2 separate regions of the Homo sapiens genome follow, and region 1 is linked to region 2. Evidence: chromatin loops called from intact Hi-C (ENCODE). Cell type or tissue: sigmoid colon. All regions are shown on one strand. Links, peaks and the distances in the headings refer to the core of each region. The heading gives the core; the rest is flanking DNA. Region 1 has its middle 32 kb from the start of PTHLH. Region 2 overlaps MRPS35 (mitochondrial ribosomal protein S35).

What was found. A loop is a pair of places that touch in the nucleus more often than their neighbours do. Peaks named below come from ENCODE experiments on the same cell type or tissue, not always from the same donor. Only the 100,000 strongest peaks of a DNase experiment are listed, where the experiment ranks them.
Region 1: it touches region 2 in a loop (21-fold over the local background); 83 of 110 quality-filtered maps call a loop at or near these places.

The regions. Positions count from the first base shown.
Region 1 is chr12:27,936,129-27,944,479 of GRCh38, reverse strand. No RefSeq gene overlaps it. Among named protein-coding and RNA genes, the nearest start is that of PTHLH, 32 kb to the left of the region's middle. In sigmoid colon, for the core only: a CTCF peak has its summit at 3,496 (motif pointing right); a DNase peak (open chromatin) is centred at 3,519.
Region 2 is chr12:27,728,108-27,736,458 of GRCh38, reverse strand. MRPS35 (mitochondrial ribosomal protein S35) reads right to left here. Exons shown (of 8, transcript NM_021821.4): 6 at 903-1,012. Among named protein-coding and RNA genes, the nearest start is that of MRPS35, 21 kb to the right of the region's middle. In sigmoid colon, for the core only: a CTCF peak has its summit at 3,206; no DNase peak of the experiment used is centred there; H3K27ac peaks cover 218 bases.

The DNA of each region.
Region 1 (8,351 bases), core at 321-8,320, 210 kb before region 2:
TAACTTCTCTGGGCCTCATCTTACTCACATCTTCCATTATGTCTTCTTTGAACTCGCTGTTTCTCAAGTAGTGAGCCCCATAGCTCTGTGCTTTTCCTCCCGATAGCTAACATTTATTAGGTTCCCCCTCCGGCCCCCACCACCATGAGACAGGATTATGTTAAGAACTTGGCTGGCATCATAGCATGTCAATCCCATAAGAACCCAAATATAATAGGTTTTGTTAGTGCCTCCATTTTCTGGATAAGAAATCTGCGGCTTGAAGGTCAAGCAACTCACCAAGGTTACAAAGCAAGAGCCTGAGTCTAGATAATGCCAAAATCCCTGTTCTAAGCATTCTGTCCAGCACTTATCACACTGTTCTGTGATTGTATGTTCACATAGCTGTCACCCACTAAGCTCCTTAAAGCAAGGACTGTGTCATGTTCCCTAGTGTCTGGAATGGTTTCTGCCACATAAGTTGAATAAACATGTGCTGAATCAATGAAAGGAACATAGCAGCTCTTTGCATGAGCGGAGCATCCCTGTTCTCAGCATCACCAAATCTGGGTGAGAACACTTGGATCTGAGGCTTAATTCTGATGTTTAGCAACTGTGCCTGCACCATTCACACCCTCTTTCTTCAGCCAGACCACACCACGTATTTCAGATTCTGCATTTCTGCTCACTCCATATTCTCTATCCATCAAGCTTCTCCTGACCAGCCTCAATCTTTGATAAGAGCCTCATATACTAGCCAGATGCAGTGGTCCACACCTGTAATCCCATCTCTTTAGGATATTAAGGCAGATGAATCACTTGAGTTCAGGAGTTCGAGACCAGCCTGGGCAAAATAGTGAGACTTCATCTCTACAAAAAATACAAAAATTAGCCAGGTATAATGGTGCACACCTGTGGGTCCTAGCTACTCAGGAGGCTGAGGTGCAAGGATCACTTGAGCCTGGAAGGTCAAGACTGCAGTGAGCTGAGATTGTGCCACTGCACTCCAGCTTGGGTGACAAAGTGAGAAACCTATCTCAAAAAAAAAAAAAAAAAAAAAAAAAAAGAGACTAATATACTGACTCAGAGATATATTGATTGTCCGGGACAGTCTCTCCAAAAATCCAGAACTTTGCCAACATATCGCCTTCAAGAACACTCCATAGACAATTCCTTATTCTCTACTCCTGACTCTGAGCTGTTCCCTGCATCTCTCTGATTTTTGTACCATATATTGTTTGGTATCCAAATAACATACCATATATTGTTTGGATCTGATTTGTACCATATATTTTAAACTTATTATGACTACATAACATCATAAAAGATTCCTCAGTTGTTCTATTTCTCCAATCATACAACAACATGGTGGACAATAATCAATTCTTTAAAGAACTTAAATGATATTTAAAAGGCTTGTTTATAGAAATGATTCTCAGTAAACTATCGCAAGAAGAAAAAACCAAACACCGCATATTCTCACTCATAGGTGGGAATTGAACAATGAGATCACATGGACACAGGAAGGGGAATATCACACTCTGGGGACTGTTGTGGGGTCGGGGGAGGGGGGAGGGATAGCACTGGGAGATATACCTAATGCTAGATGACGAGTTAGTGGGTGCAGCGCAGCAGCATGGCACATGTATACATATGTAACTAACCTGCACAATGTGCACATGTACCCTAAAACTTAAAGTATAATAAAAAAAAAAGAAAAAAAATGCTAATTCAAGAGTTATTAAAGCTTTACCTAGCACTCATGTATGGGAAGTGGTTTTAAATATTATAGAGTATGAACAGTTTTTGAGATATGTAATATTTGGATTTGAATTTTTGCTTACGTCTTTTTAATTAAAACTTTACAGTGTAACAGGTCATGCTCTGGATCAAACTCATTTTGTTTCTATTCTGAACACTGTAGAATCCATATCTAAGGAAGAACAGGCTGTGAGATGCATATGTGATAGTAATTTCTTCAAAATAACAACTAAATAACAAAATAACTCCTAAGTAAACATTTCTAGAAATAGATCATTACACACACACACATCACACGTTTTAAAGAAATCACACCAAGCTTGGTGCAGTGGCTCACATCTGTAATCCCAGCACTTTGGGAGGCCGAGACAGGCAGATCACAAGGTCAGGAGTTCATGACCAGCCTGGCCAACATGGTGAAACCCCATCTCTACTAAAAATACAAAAATTAACTGGGCATGGTGGCACACGCCTGTAGTCCCAGCTACTCAGGAGGCTGAGGCAAAAGAATCGCTTGAATCCAGGAGGCGGAGGTTGCAGTGAGCCAAGATCGTGCCACTGCACTCCAGCCTGGGTGACAGAGCAAGACTCCATCTCAAAAAAAAAGAAAGAAATCACACCACTGATCTGGTGAAAGTTATTAAGATATTAGAGTACTATGATGTTGTGATAATTACAGACCTTTTTCACTAGCATAGCTTCTCTTCATTTGTAATATTGCCTAAGAGTGAGCATTTCTTATGTACTGAGCACTGTCAAGGGCATTGTATGCATTATTTCATTGAATTCTTCAAAACCCCTCTGAAGTAGGTAAGGTGATTGTCTCATTTTGCAGATGAAAACCATTAAACTCATTGATTCAAAGAACATGTGCCCAGAAAGGTCATGTCAGAATTGGAAGCAGACAATCTGAGTCCAGAGCCTCTGCCTTTCCTAAAATATAGATTAATTCATAAATTCAGATATCATTAGGGAATTTAAAAAGTCAAAAATTTTGCTACATAGTCTTTACAATTGACAAATAGGAAAAAGAAAGAAGAAAAAAAACCGATGCATAAGGTAAGATGTTGAAATTTCTTACATTAATTTAATATGTATGGTCTATTTGTCTTCTGGAAAAAATAGCATTTCCCATTAATTATAAAATAGTTCTAAATTATGGAATAAAATACTTGCTTCATGCCATATGATTTAAAACTTATTCATTAGCAAGCACCACAGATTTTCTTATATTCAAATATTATTTTTTCTCAATGTCAACATATACCACTTTTAAGCCTAAGGACTATTTGATCATCACTTTGAGAAGTTTCTTGTTGCAAAATAACAGGTTGGCAAAGAAAATACTGAATTTGCCAACTTAAAAATGTTAGTCATGATATTTATGTCTAAAGTTCATCATTCGTTTTGTAAAACCTCTAGTGTCTTTTCATTATTATTAAATATTGAAGTTTTCTAAAAACACAAACCAACAAAAATTTTGGTATGAATTATGCCACATTAATATAAAATTTCCAGAGCTTCAAAAGTTTTTTTTTTTAAACCACATAAAACAGAGCTGGAAGATATTTTAAAAGGTCACAAGGTTCATCCTCAACCACTTGCAATCAAGACTAGTATCTAAGAGACACATTTTAAGATTGTTTACTAGAATAATTTCAATCATATTCATAAATTGTGCTCTGATTATTTAACATGAAACATGTTACTGGCATACTCTTAAATTCAGCTGACAGCCTGGGAGTGACCACGAGGTGGCAGCACAGGAGACACTCAGCCTTGAATTCAACTTGTACTCCCCTGACTGGAGGAGTAAGCCAGAGAAAGGTAGGTATAGAAGAAGACGCAACACTCTCCTTTCTCTTAGAACTTTCAGATTGTGTGGCTTTGCTGGCCATTCCATTTATGGGTTAGAGGAGCCAAAAACAAGAATTACTTTTTTAATGGAGGAAAATATCACCTATAAGCTCATTCCTTTTCACGTTTTCCTTCATAGGCATGTTTTTGCGTAGTTGTTGTACATATAATTTTCTGGTCTTCTAATCTATTTTACACTGTTTCTGTTTTCCTGCTTTAAAATTTCAATGGATGGCTGGGCAGTGTTTCAGGCCTGTAATCGCAACACTTTGGGAAGCCACGGCAGAAGATCTCTTGAGGCCAGGAGTTCAAGACTGGCCTGGGCAACATAGCAAGACCTCATCTCTACAAAAATTTTAAAAATTAGCCAGGGGCAGTGGCATGTGCCTGTAGTCCTAGCTACTCAGCAGATGGAGGCAGGAGAATCACTTGAGACCAGGAGTCCCAGGACGCAGAGAGCTATGATTGCGCCACTGCACTCCAGCCTGGGCAATGGAGCAAGATCCTGTCTTAAAGAAACTTTTTCAAAAAATGTCAATGGCTTCTCCCTGCTCTTCTCAAATGGCCCTTGATGGTCCCTCCAGCCTTTTCTTTTCCAAAGTGATCTCCCTGCAGACCACAGGACATGGCACAGTGAAACACACTCAATTCATATTTATTGAAGTTTTCATTTTTTAAAAATTATTGTGGCAAAAAAATAAGGTTTTCTATCTTAGCCATTTTAAGAGTGCAGTTTAGTAGTGTTAAGTATATTCACATTGTTCTACAACAGATCTCCAAGACTCTTTCGCCATGCAAATCTGAAAGTCTATGCCCATTAAACAATTCCCCTTTTCCTCCACTACACCCACCAGTCCCTGGTAACCACGATTCTACTTTGTTTCTGTGATTTTGACTACTTCAAATACCTCACATAAGTGGAATGATATGATACTTGTCTTTTTGTTACTGGCTTTTTTCACATAATATTATCGGGGTTTATCTATGTTGTAGTATGTGACAGAGTTTTATTCTTTTTTTTTTTCTTTTTTTTTTTTTGAGACGGAGTCTCGCTCTGTCGCCCAGGCTGGAGTGCAGTGGCGTGATCTCGGCTCACTGCAAGCTCCTCCTCCCGGGTTCACGCCATTCTCCTGCCTCAGCCTCCCAAGTAGCTGGGACTACAGGCGCCCGCCACCACGCCCGACTAACTTTTTGTATTTTTAGTAGAGACGGGGTTTCACCGTGTTAGCCAGGATGGTCTCGATCTCCTGACCTTGCGATCCGCCAGCCTCGGCCTCCCAAAGTGCTGGGATTACGGGCGTGAGCCACCATGCCCGGCTGTTTTATTCCTTTTTGAGGCTGAGTAATATTCCATTGTATGGATTTACTGTGTTTTGCTTATCCTCCATCCATTCATGGACATTTGGATTGCTTCTATCTCTTGGCTACTACGAATAATGCTGCTATAAACATGGATGGGCAAATATCTCTTTGAGATCCCTCATTTAGCTTTTTTGGATGTATACTCAGAAGTGGGATTGCTGGACCATATGGTACTTCTATTTTTAATTTTTTTAGGAAGCTCCATACTATTTTCCATAGAGCTACATCATTTTAGTTTCCCACCAACAGTGCCCAAGGGTTCCAATTTCTCTTCGTCCTTACCAATCTTGTTACTTTTGGGGTTTTGTTTGTTTGTTTGTTGAAACAGGATCCCACTACATTGCCCAGGCTGGTCTCAAACTCCTAGCCTCAAGCTATCTTCCTCCTACCTTTGAGTCCCAAAGAGCTGGGATTACAGGCATAAGTCACCACACCCGGCCTACTTTTGTTTGTTTGTTTGTTTGTTTGTTTGTTTTCATAATAGCCATCCTAACAAGTATGAGGTAATATCTCATTGTGTTTTTGATTTGCATTTCTCTGATTAGTAATATTAAGCATTTTTTCATATGTTTGTATGTCTTCTTTAGAGAAATGTCTATTCAAGTCCTTCATCCTTTTTAAAATCAGCTTGTCTTTTTGTTGTTAAGTTGTACAAGTTCTTTATATTTTCTAGATATTAACACCTTATCAGATATATGATTTGCAAATATTTTCTCCCATTCTGTAAGTTACCTTTTCACTCTGTTGATTGTGCCCTTTGATACACAGAAGTACCAATTTTTTTTAAAGAAATGACTTGGCGTTCACAATTACCATTCTTTGCGGCAGCCACATCATACTTCCACTCAGCAAATAGTTACATCTAAATTGAGTTAACCATTCCTCTGTTATAAAACATTTCCTATTCTGGATAATTCCACTAAAATAGTTTTGTGAGTATAATTTTTTTCCTTGTCTTAATGGTTATTTTCTTAGAATATATTTCCAGAAGTAAAATTACTGGATCAAATAATATGAACATTTTATAGTTTTTGATACTTGCTAAATTTTTCTTATTAATTTCCATGACCAACTATAATATTCAAACAGTCACTGTTTATTGAACTCTTAGAATAAACTGAGTGCTTAGAATGTATCAAGGACTCAGCTACATTCTTTGCACATAGTATCACTTGTTCTCACATCAATGCTGCAAAGTAGGAAACATCACCATATTATGGTTAATAATATAGATTTACCCTTGTATTAGTTACCAAGATCACACAGCTTATAAGTGGCAGAATTATCATTTGATTTTAATTCTGCCTAATTCCAAACACCGTATGAATCTTTTCATGATACTACATTGCTTGTCTGTGTTTGAGAATATACCACTTTTACCTTTTCTTCACTCCAGTTTTGAGAATTGTAGTGTTTGCTAATTCAATCGAAGAAAAATAGATAATTGCTATTTTAAAATACATGCCTTTGATTACATGCACAGACGAATATTTTTCCACATTTTGTTTACTCTACTCCTTATTGTCTCCCTCCCCAACACCAAATGGATGTTTCCTGTCTCTGCACAACAGTATAGCACATAGCCTTTTCACAGTAAGGGTTATTACACAACTTTTATCCTGCCTTGAATTGTGCAACTTTCTCTTATTTTTTTTGTATCTTCTGCTTTATTTTCATATCTTATCAAATAATTTAACTTTTTCTAGAGTGAAGATATTCACCTTTTATCCAACATATTTGTTGCAGTATGTTCTTTGCCAATTTGTTATTTTCCTTTTTATTATTGTTTTCCTATTTACATCAAATAGTTCTTAATTTTTACACATCTAGTTTGATGTTGATCATTTACTTGGTGGTTTCTTCTATTGCTGCTTTGCATAGAAGTTTATTCTAGCTCCACTAATAGATGTCTGATTAATATTTCTACTTTCTTGTTAGTTTTTCTGTTTCAAACCAATTCTACTATTTAAATATTTAATCCCTCTAAAATTTATTTTGAATCATAATATAAATGTAAAGGTATCACTTTTTCAAAATTGTAAAGCAGATAGCCCCAATACCATTAATAATCTTCCCTTTCCTCACTATTCTGTAATGCCTTAATTATATATTAAAGTCATTTACATGAACTAATTAATTTTTAAGATAACTTTGTGATATAATTAGAATTAAAGTGTACAATTCAATGGCTTTAGTATAGTCACAGAGTTATGCAACTGTCACCACAACCTACTTCCAGAATATTTTCATTACCCCAAAAAGAAACCACACATCTCTTAGCAGTCACTCCCCATTATCCCCTTCTCCCAGCCTCTGGCAACCACTAATCTACTTTCTGTCTTTATAAATTTGCCTATTCTGGACATTTCATACAAATGGAATCATCCAATGTGTGGCCCCTTAAGACTGTTTCTTTTTTTTTTTTTTTCACTTATTTTCTTTCTTTCCCTTCAGGTTCATTCATGTTGCAGCACATATTAATACTTCATTGCATTTTATGGCCAAATAATGTTCCAATGTATAGATATACCACATCTTGTTTATTACAAATGTGGTGGTTGTTTCCACTTTTAGCTATTATGAATAATGCAGCTATGAACATTGGTATAAAAGGTTTTGTGTGGTATATATATTTTTTTTCTCTTAGTTATATACCTAGGAGCAGAATATCTGGTCATGAAGTAACTGTTTAACTATTCGAAGAACTTCCAAATTGTATTCCAAAGCTGCATCATTTTACATCCCCACCAACAATGTACAAAGGTTCCAATTTCTCTACATCCTCATCAACACTTGTCTTACTGTCTGTCCTTGATTATAGCCCTGCAAGTGAGCACGAAGTGGTATCTTGTTGTGTGTGTGTGTTTTGTTTGTTTGTTTTGTTTTTGTTTTTTGTAGTATATAATATTTAACATCTTCTCATGTTCTTACTGGCGGTTTGCATGTCTTCCTTGGAGAAATATCTATGCAAATCCTTTGCTCATTTTTTAATTTGGTTGTCTTTTTATATTTGAGTTGTAAGAGTTAGTTACATATTCTAGTTATAAGTCCCTCATCAGAGCTATGATTTGCCAATATTTTCTCCCATTCTGTGAGTCATCTTTTCACTTTGTTAATGATGTCCTTTAGAGCACAAATGTTTATGGTTTTTTTGTGTGTGGGTGGGGGTTTTCAGCCCCTCCCCTCTGATAATTCATCTGATTGGTGAATTTGGGAAATTAGCTGGACAAGTTCAGCTCAGCAACTTTCTTTCCGTATCTTTTGCGATCTGCCTGTTTGGCAGGGAGGTATTCCAGGCTACAATTTGCCCTATGATATAAGGGTCCTGCCTCCAGGAGGCAGAGGAGGGAAAAGACTCAAGTTTTTCTAACTGTGCCAGAGGCTGAGTATGT
Region 2 (8,351 bases), core at 67-8,066:
TTAAAGGCATTTTTTAAAGTTGCATGAACTAGAAAAGCCAACATTATCTGAAGATAGTAAAAAGACTATTCCTAATATATTTCAAATCTACTTTCTCCCATATGGTAATAATCACAAACCATGGTCCTGAGCTTTTTCTGCCTCCACACTGTTGCAATCTCTGCATGTGTGTCAGGCTCCTTCTTCCCACCACTGCAAATCATGAGACCTAATCGATACTGACACCTCCAAATGCTTTCAAACAGGGATGAGCAGGAAGACAGCAGATCGGCCCACTTAACTTATCTCTAAAAGTGGGTCTTTTTATATTTTGACATAATTTGGAAACAGCTAAAGTATAATTCTAAAAATAAAATAGCCATTTAGTGAAAACATACCAATAACCTTTCTTTACTTCAAATAAAAAATGACGCAATTTATAAATTCATATATGATAAATTTAATATTGCCTTTATAAACATCTGTCCTGGCTCTGAGATTTTGATTATTTACGAATGTGCCTTCATCAATTTCCAAATAGATCCATAGATCATTTAATAATTTTACTTTTGAACTACAAGATTTTTATATGCTTTGAATGTGTAAAAGCCTGCTTAAGCATTAATCACTAGCAAACCACACTTTTTTCTTCTAATCTCTCTCTTGAGTTTTATATACATGGAAATATTAAAATCAAGGTTAAAAATAACATTAAATTAGCTAAGCATGCCGCTGCATAAAGATCACAGCAATAGTAGGCCAGTGTGAGGATATTAAAAATATGAATTAGAGAACTCTGCTTAATAAGAAAAGGCTACGCCCTCCCCCATCTTCAATATAGTTTCTTTAAAAAGGACTGCCAAGGAATTGGAGGACAATGAGGAAACACACGTGACCAGTCGGCTGAACATTTTTTCCATTACCTATCTGTTTTGATGGTAAGCACATCTGTGGTCTTGCAGTATCGCTCTCCTACAAGTTTAATTAATTTCTTCTTTGCGTGATCATCTAAATTCAAACTGGAAAGCTTTACCTTAAAAATAAGAAAAGTTATTTGAAAAAATAATTTCATATAATTGTTTAGTGAAAAAAAGGTAGCAATGTTATTCCTATTAACATTAAATCCACTAAAAAGAAAGCTTTCCAAACTCCTTTCTATACAGAGCAAGCAGTTGGGACATATTATAAACCCTGATCTTACTCATGGAAACAGAAAAAGGGAAGGCAACATACTGTTTGAAGTTCTTTGAAAGTTCTGGGCATTAATGCCTTCCCTGAAAGAACTAACGACATATCTGTTAAATAAATGAAATTATGGTGCTTACGAGTAGCACTAATAGAATTAAACTCAATTAGCGTTAGTTAAGTTGGAATATAGAAATAAATAGATAAAACATAAGGGCTTTAAGAAATTTCTATCATGCAATTATGAGACTTGCATCATTACAAGTTCTACCATGCAATTATGAGACTTGTATCACTGCAACAAGCTTTTTTTAAAAGCTACAGATATCTCATGGAAGCTGGAATACAGCATCAGGGAAGGATCAAAACAATTGAAAAATTCATTTAGCTCAACGTTTCTCAAAATGTTAACACTACTCCCACAGGCTAAGAAGAATTTTTTTAAAAGGCTCTTTCTGTTGAAAATGTTTAGGAAATGCCGAGGTAAATTGGGTTTTTTAAGGTAGCATTTTTTAGAACAGATAATATGCTAATAAGCATCTTGAAATTTCAAAATGCAGGGTTAATATGCAATGATTCTCAAATTTATTTGACGTCAGATTCCACTTTTCAAGGAACGGTTCACAACAGTAGTCTTCCTTAGACATATTTTGGGAAGTGCTAGAACAAATGAACACAATTTTTAATTTGCAGAGAATAAGGGCATGGGCTAAAGGTATTATCTAGAGATGAATACATTTGATACAAGAAGATAGGCCAGGCACGGTGGCTCATGCCTGTAATGCCATTACTTTGGGAGGCCGAGGCGGGCGGATCACCTGAGGTCAGGAGTTCAAGACCAGCCTGACCAACACGGAGATACCCATCTCTACTAAAAATACAAAATTAGCCAGGTGTGGTGGCGCATACCTGTAATCCCAGCTACTCAGGAGGCTGAGGCAAGAGAATCACTTGAACCCAGGAGGCGGAGGTTTTGGTGAGCTGAAATCGCGCCATTGCACTCCAGCCTGGGCAACAAGAGCAAAACTCTGCCTCAAAAAAAAAAAAAAAAAGAAGATAGGTTAGGTTACACACCAGAATACAGTTAAATAAGGTAAAGTATAGGTTAATCTTCTATGGAGAGCATTAAGAATAAAAAAGAGCTGTAACTATATCAAGAAGAAAAAAAGCTAAATAGGATTTTGAAATCTATTTGGTTTTCTGTAGCTTCAATAACTCTGTACACTTCCCTCAAGACATCACAGTATAGTAGCCTATTTATTTTCCCATTTTTTCCCCACTGATTTGAAACCCTTGAGGGTAAGAATGATGCTATCTCGTTCTTGGCAATGGCTTAACACTTAAAATGCATGCAACAAATATTTGCTGAATGAATACATAAATTTTTAAAAGGGAGGATATATTGTTTTTTAAAGCACTGTGAATTTTTGTATTTTGTATTTGAAGTAGAGAAAATAGATAAATATAAATGCACTCTTAAAAACAACTCAAGTAATATGAATACTGACTATTAACTCTCAATTAGACAATGTGAATCACCACAGTTTTCTGGAAAGAGAATGTATCAACTACCAGGTTACTGACTTGACAGATAAAATAAGCCATTTTATACTCTGATTAAAACCAATATGAAGAATTTTTTACAAAAAATAAAATATACCTTTATTATGATTATGAATACACAAATATATGCACATATGCATGTATAAGAGGGAACAGGGAGAGAAAAATAAATAGTTTTTACATTAGGATAGTGAGAATGTTGTGATTTTGCCTTTTTTAAACCTCCCTTCAATGAAATCATAATAATGTCTAACAATAAATTTAAAAGTTTCAAAAGCTTAAAGTATTCTAGCTTTTTATATAAGAAGTGGTCCAAAAAAAGGCAGCAAAGCTGATCATTACTGCAACGTGTAATGTAAGATCACATTCACATTAATTTAAAACTCACATTAACATTAACATTTTAATGTTCAATAACTATATGGAGTTTATGCCAAAAATCATAAATATTTCAGGAACAGTTGTGTGGTGCACTCACGCCACCTGGTAGCACTCAAAGGCACTGCAACATTGTAGTCTTTAATCTGGGCTAATACTTTAACCTGGGCTGAGTGGCATTCACTGTCTTTTATCAAAATTCAAAGTACTTAGATATTTTGCCCTCAGTTGCTACATTTCAAAGAATCGATATAATACTGTTAACATTATCCCCAAAATAACACTGATATTTCAAATCACAGGAGGTGCTGGATATATATATATATATATATATATATATATATATATATATATATATATATATATCTTCAAATGACTACATTTTAACACAAAAAGAGCTACATAAATTCGGAAATGTCTAAACTTGTGAAATATTTTCTCTATATGCAAGTATGATGTGGTTAGTTAAAGAATGCTGGTATTACATAAAAGACAAGAATTGGTTTGATTTGTAGATTTGCCATTTAATGTTACCTTAAATCATGTTACCTCCCTGAGACTCAGTTTCCTCAAGAACACTTAATTCCAGAATTTTTGTCAGAAATAAATGAGATTAATAGAATAAAGCACTTTTGAAGTAAAGTTATATATAAGTTGTTTTTAATCCTAAACTTTTATGACTATCAAAATTTTTTTTTCTGTGCATTAAAACATTTGAGTATGTCCAATAGTAGTTTCTAACAGTTGACTACCTTCACGATATTGCTTTAATCATGCTGGACTGCATGTGCTTTAGTCCACCTGTTTGACCTACGTTTACCCTTGAACTACATGGCACATCCAGGACACCACCACTGAGCCTCAACAGCCAGCAGGTGGGGTGCAGAGTCTAGCAGGGCAGACATGAAGTCAGCAGAAGGGGTACAAGGGAGCAATGAAGGCATCACAGGCTAGCACAAGGCACAGAGAGGACAAGAGGAAAAGCATGATACAAGAAATGAAATCTGGTGCCATCCTTCAAATAAAGCAATGAGATTATTTTTGTGTGAAATAAAATAAGCAAACTTAGAACCAGTAGGGACATTGGATGTCAATTCTAGGACTGAAGACGGAGGCCCACAAAACTTGAGGTGAATAACGTAAATTAAGATCTAGGTTTTCTGACTCTCAGTTCAGAGATTTTTCAACACACAACAGAGCTCAACAACTGTTGGTTGTAGTTGTTACCATTATTATGAAAAATAGGTAACATTTAATATGTTCTTAAAAATATGAACCTGTGGAATGGTACAAGCATGGCTGAACTTTCAATTCTTTTTTTTCTTTTATTGGGATTTTTGAAATTTTATACAGTAAACATATACTGTCTTTGTGATTTAAAAACAGCTTCAATCTAAGAACTTAGTATATTGTTGTGTATTTAAACTGTTCTACAAAATAAAAAAGATTGGAAAGCTTCATAATTCACTTCATAAAGATGGCACAGGCCAGGTGCGGTGGCTCACACCTGTAATCCCAGCACTTTGGGAGGCCAAGGAGGGAGGAACGCTTGAGGTCAGGTGTTCAAGACCAGCCTGGCCAACATGGTGAAACCCCATCTCTACTAAAAATACAAAAATTAGCTGGGTGTGGTGGAGCATTCCTATAATTCCAACTACTTGGGAGGCTGAAGCAGGAGAATCGCTTGAACCATGGAGGCAGAGGTTGCAGTAAGCCAAGATCGCGCCACTGGACTCCAGCCTGGGCAACAGAGCGAGACCCTGTCTCAAAAAAATAAAGTTATATTAAATTAAGAAAAAAATTGGTACAGCCCTGATACTGAAACCTAGCAAAGAAAGAAAACTACAAATCAATCAACAATATCACTGAGGAAAATGGAAAATTCCAGAAATTAAAGATTGTTTATTTGCTAGTACATAATGCGAAAATGGTTGCATAGATTTTCAACACATTTCTTCAGTGTACTTTGAATGTTCTGGCTTAAAGTACAGGCTACACAGAGTATAAAAGTTAATATTTTGAGGGTCCCAGGAGGCACCTCAAAGAGGTAGTAGTCACCCTCCAGACAAATCAAAAGCACATCAGTAAGGGCTCCTTGGAGAAATGCTGATTCTAGGAATGGGACAGGGAAAGAGCCCAGAGCATTTTGTAGTGCCAGAAAATAAGAAATTGCTTAAAAACAAATGACAGGGGCATGGCAAAGGAACAGAAGAGTCACTGGAAAGAGTTCCCAATGGTTAAACTCAGAACAATTTGAGCAAAAAAATAATGTTTTATTGGATTATGACACATAGTGTAAAATAAATATCCATGAGTCCATACTGATATAAATAAATGATTAATAAATAGGGGAGAATGAACAAATTTGCCATATAAAAGGACTGTACATAATTTATGTGATACTTCTTTCTCAAAGAAGTGGAGCATACCTCCTGATCCTTAAGTGTGGGCTCTGCATAGTAACTTTCTTCTAAAGAGTAGAGTATGGGTAAGAGGGGAGGAAGTATAATTTTATGGTGAAGAAAATGGACAAGTACTACCTCAGCCAGGTGATGAAGATTAGCATCATCACTGACAAATCATGGCCGGCACAGTGGCTCACTGCCTGTAATCCCAGCACTTTAGGAGGCTGAGGTGAGAGTATCACTTGAGCCCAGGAGTTCCAGACCAGCCCTGGCAACATGGCAAAACCCCCTGGCAACATGGCAAAACCTCATCTCTACAAAAAATACGAAAACTAGCTAGCCGTGGTGGCTTGCGCTTGTAGTCCCAGCTACTGGGGAAACAAAGGTGGGAGGATCACCAGAGCCTGGGAAGGTCGAGGCTGCAGTGAGCCGTGCTTGTGCCACTGCACTCCAGCGTAAGTGACAGAATGAGACACTATCTCAAAAAAACAAACAAAACAAATCATCTTAATAGCCTATACTCTCGATATGATGTGATGAGAATGGCACTTTATTTCTGGGGTTTTTCTCCCCAAACACACAACAAGTTGAAAGACATTCTACCAAATATACAACTAGTACTTCTCAAAACTGTTAAGGTCATCAAAAACAAGTCAAGTCTGAGAAACATCACACCCAAGATAAACCTAAGAAATTATGATGACTAAATGTGATTTGTAAACTGGATGGGATTCTGGAACAGAAAAAGGGTATTAGAAAAAAACTAAGATAATCTGAACAAAGTAGGGACTTTAATAACAATAAATTCAATATTGATTCAGTATCAATATTAATTCACTAGTTGTGACAAACGTACCATAGTATATTTTAAGATGTTTACAACAGGGGAACCTGGGTCTGAAATTCTCTACTATTCTTGGAACCTTTCTGTAAACTAAAAACTATTCTAAAATAAAAAGTTTAATTTTAAAAAGTATATCAGGTAACTGCTCCATGACTGCTGTGTGAAAAAGATATGCCATGTGTACCAAGATTTCTTTGACAAAGGAAACAAACAGTGACTTCAAATACTAAATTAGAAGTTCCTAGGGCAGACACTTGGAAGTGCAATGGCACGTGGCGTGGTCCAGGTGAGTAACAGTAGGGATCTCATGTTTCTCCAAAGCAATATGGCATCCGGACAAATGACCCTAAGTAAAATTCTAGCACAGCAAATCAGCAGTAGAATAAAAGAATGATACACTATGAACTGACCAGGGTTCAGAAATGCATCAGTATATTGAAAACCTATTGATGTAATTTATGACTTCAATAATTCAAAGGAGGTAATTTCATAAATGCTAGTAATCTAAGAATAGGATACACCATTAACATAATAAACACTATTATCTCACTGAAATCCTACCTCATACTTGAGGTTAAACACTAGAGGCACAGACAATTAAAGTATGCAACAGCATAAGGAACTACAGAAATATGACTTCAGAAATTTTATCTAATGCAAAAGACAAAAAGAAAAAACAAGCTATGGTTACTTGAAAAGGGGAATTAAAACTACCATTATTTATCTATTATGTCTTGAGAAATTTCCGAAAGAATCAGCTGAGAAGTCCTAGCATCCAGATCATGGTCTGTAAACACCACTGTCCACTGGCAGGTATTAGGGCTCCTTGAAAAATGGCTGATTCCAGGTCCGGGATAAGAAATTTATAAAAATGAGCCTGAACCATCTTGTGTCAAAATACAAGGAAACTTTCAAATGCTAAAGGATTGTAACAAAAGGACACAGGAACCAACTTAAAAGAGTTCCCACTGGCCAAAGGTAAGATAGATATACTTCGAGGACCAAAAAGAATAATGATTTTACTTGATATCCACCCACAGATTACTTGTTCAAGGGAAAAGCAAAACAAAAATCTTCACAAAGGAATGATTAGGTTGTCAGCTTCTTAGCCAAGTGCTCAATTTCAGCATACTGAGAATGAGGCCACCAGACTTTACGTGCCCCTGATGCAATATAAAATACATAGCAATATCTATAAAGTATTCTTGCCAAACATATTTAACTGGAATCTTATCAGCCCTTTAAATCTAACTTCCAGGTTATGTGAAATACAGGAGATAAAGAAATAAGGTAAATGACATCCAGATGCAATGGGGCAAATTCAGAAGATAGGAAATGTTACAAGATAAATACCCTGTCTCTTTAACAAGTCAAATTCATCAGGAAGAAGGGAGGGAGGTGGGGTTGTTTGCCATTCCAGATAACATAAGATACATCATTACCAAATACAATGGTCTTTGGCGGGATTCTGGTTTCAATAACAGAGCTTAAAAAATACCATTTTGTAAGGCAATAGGGGAAATATAATGTGGAGTAGATATTTTAGATGATATTTGGGAATTACTGACAATTTTGTTACATGTGGTAATAGTATTGGAATTAAATAGGAAACATCTCCTTAATTCTTAGAGATAACACACTGAAGTATTTTAGTGTGAAACATTAGGTGTCAGAAATGTTAAGGTACTTAGATGTGTATGTATGTGTATGAAGCAAATTTGTCAAAATATTAATTACTAAATCAAGATGCCATGTGTATGGGTATTTATTATATTAGCCTCTTTCTACTTGTCCATACATTTGAAAATTTTCATAATAAAAAATTTAAAAAAGAGAATTTGGTAAAGTAGCCAAATGAAAAGTTAAAAGATAACTATATGACTTTTGACAAGGATGTCAAGACCATTCAATGGGAAAGAATAGTCTTTTCAAAAATGGTATTGGATCAACATGCAAACGGAATGCAAAAGAATGAAGCTGGACCCCAGCTTCACACC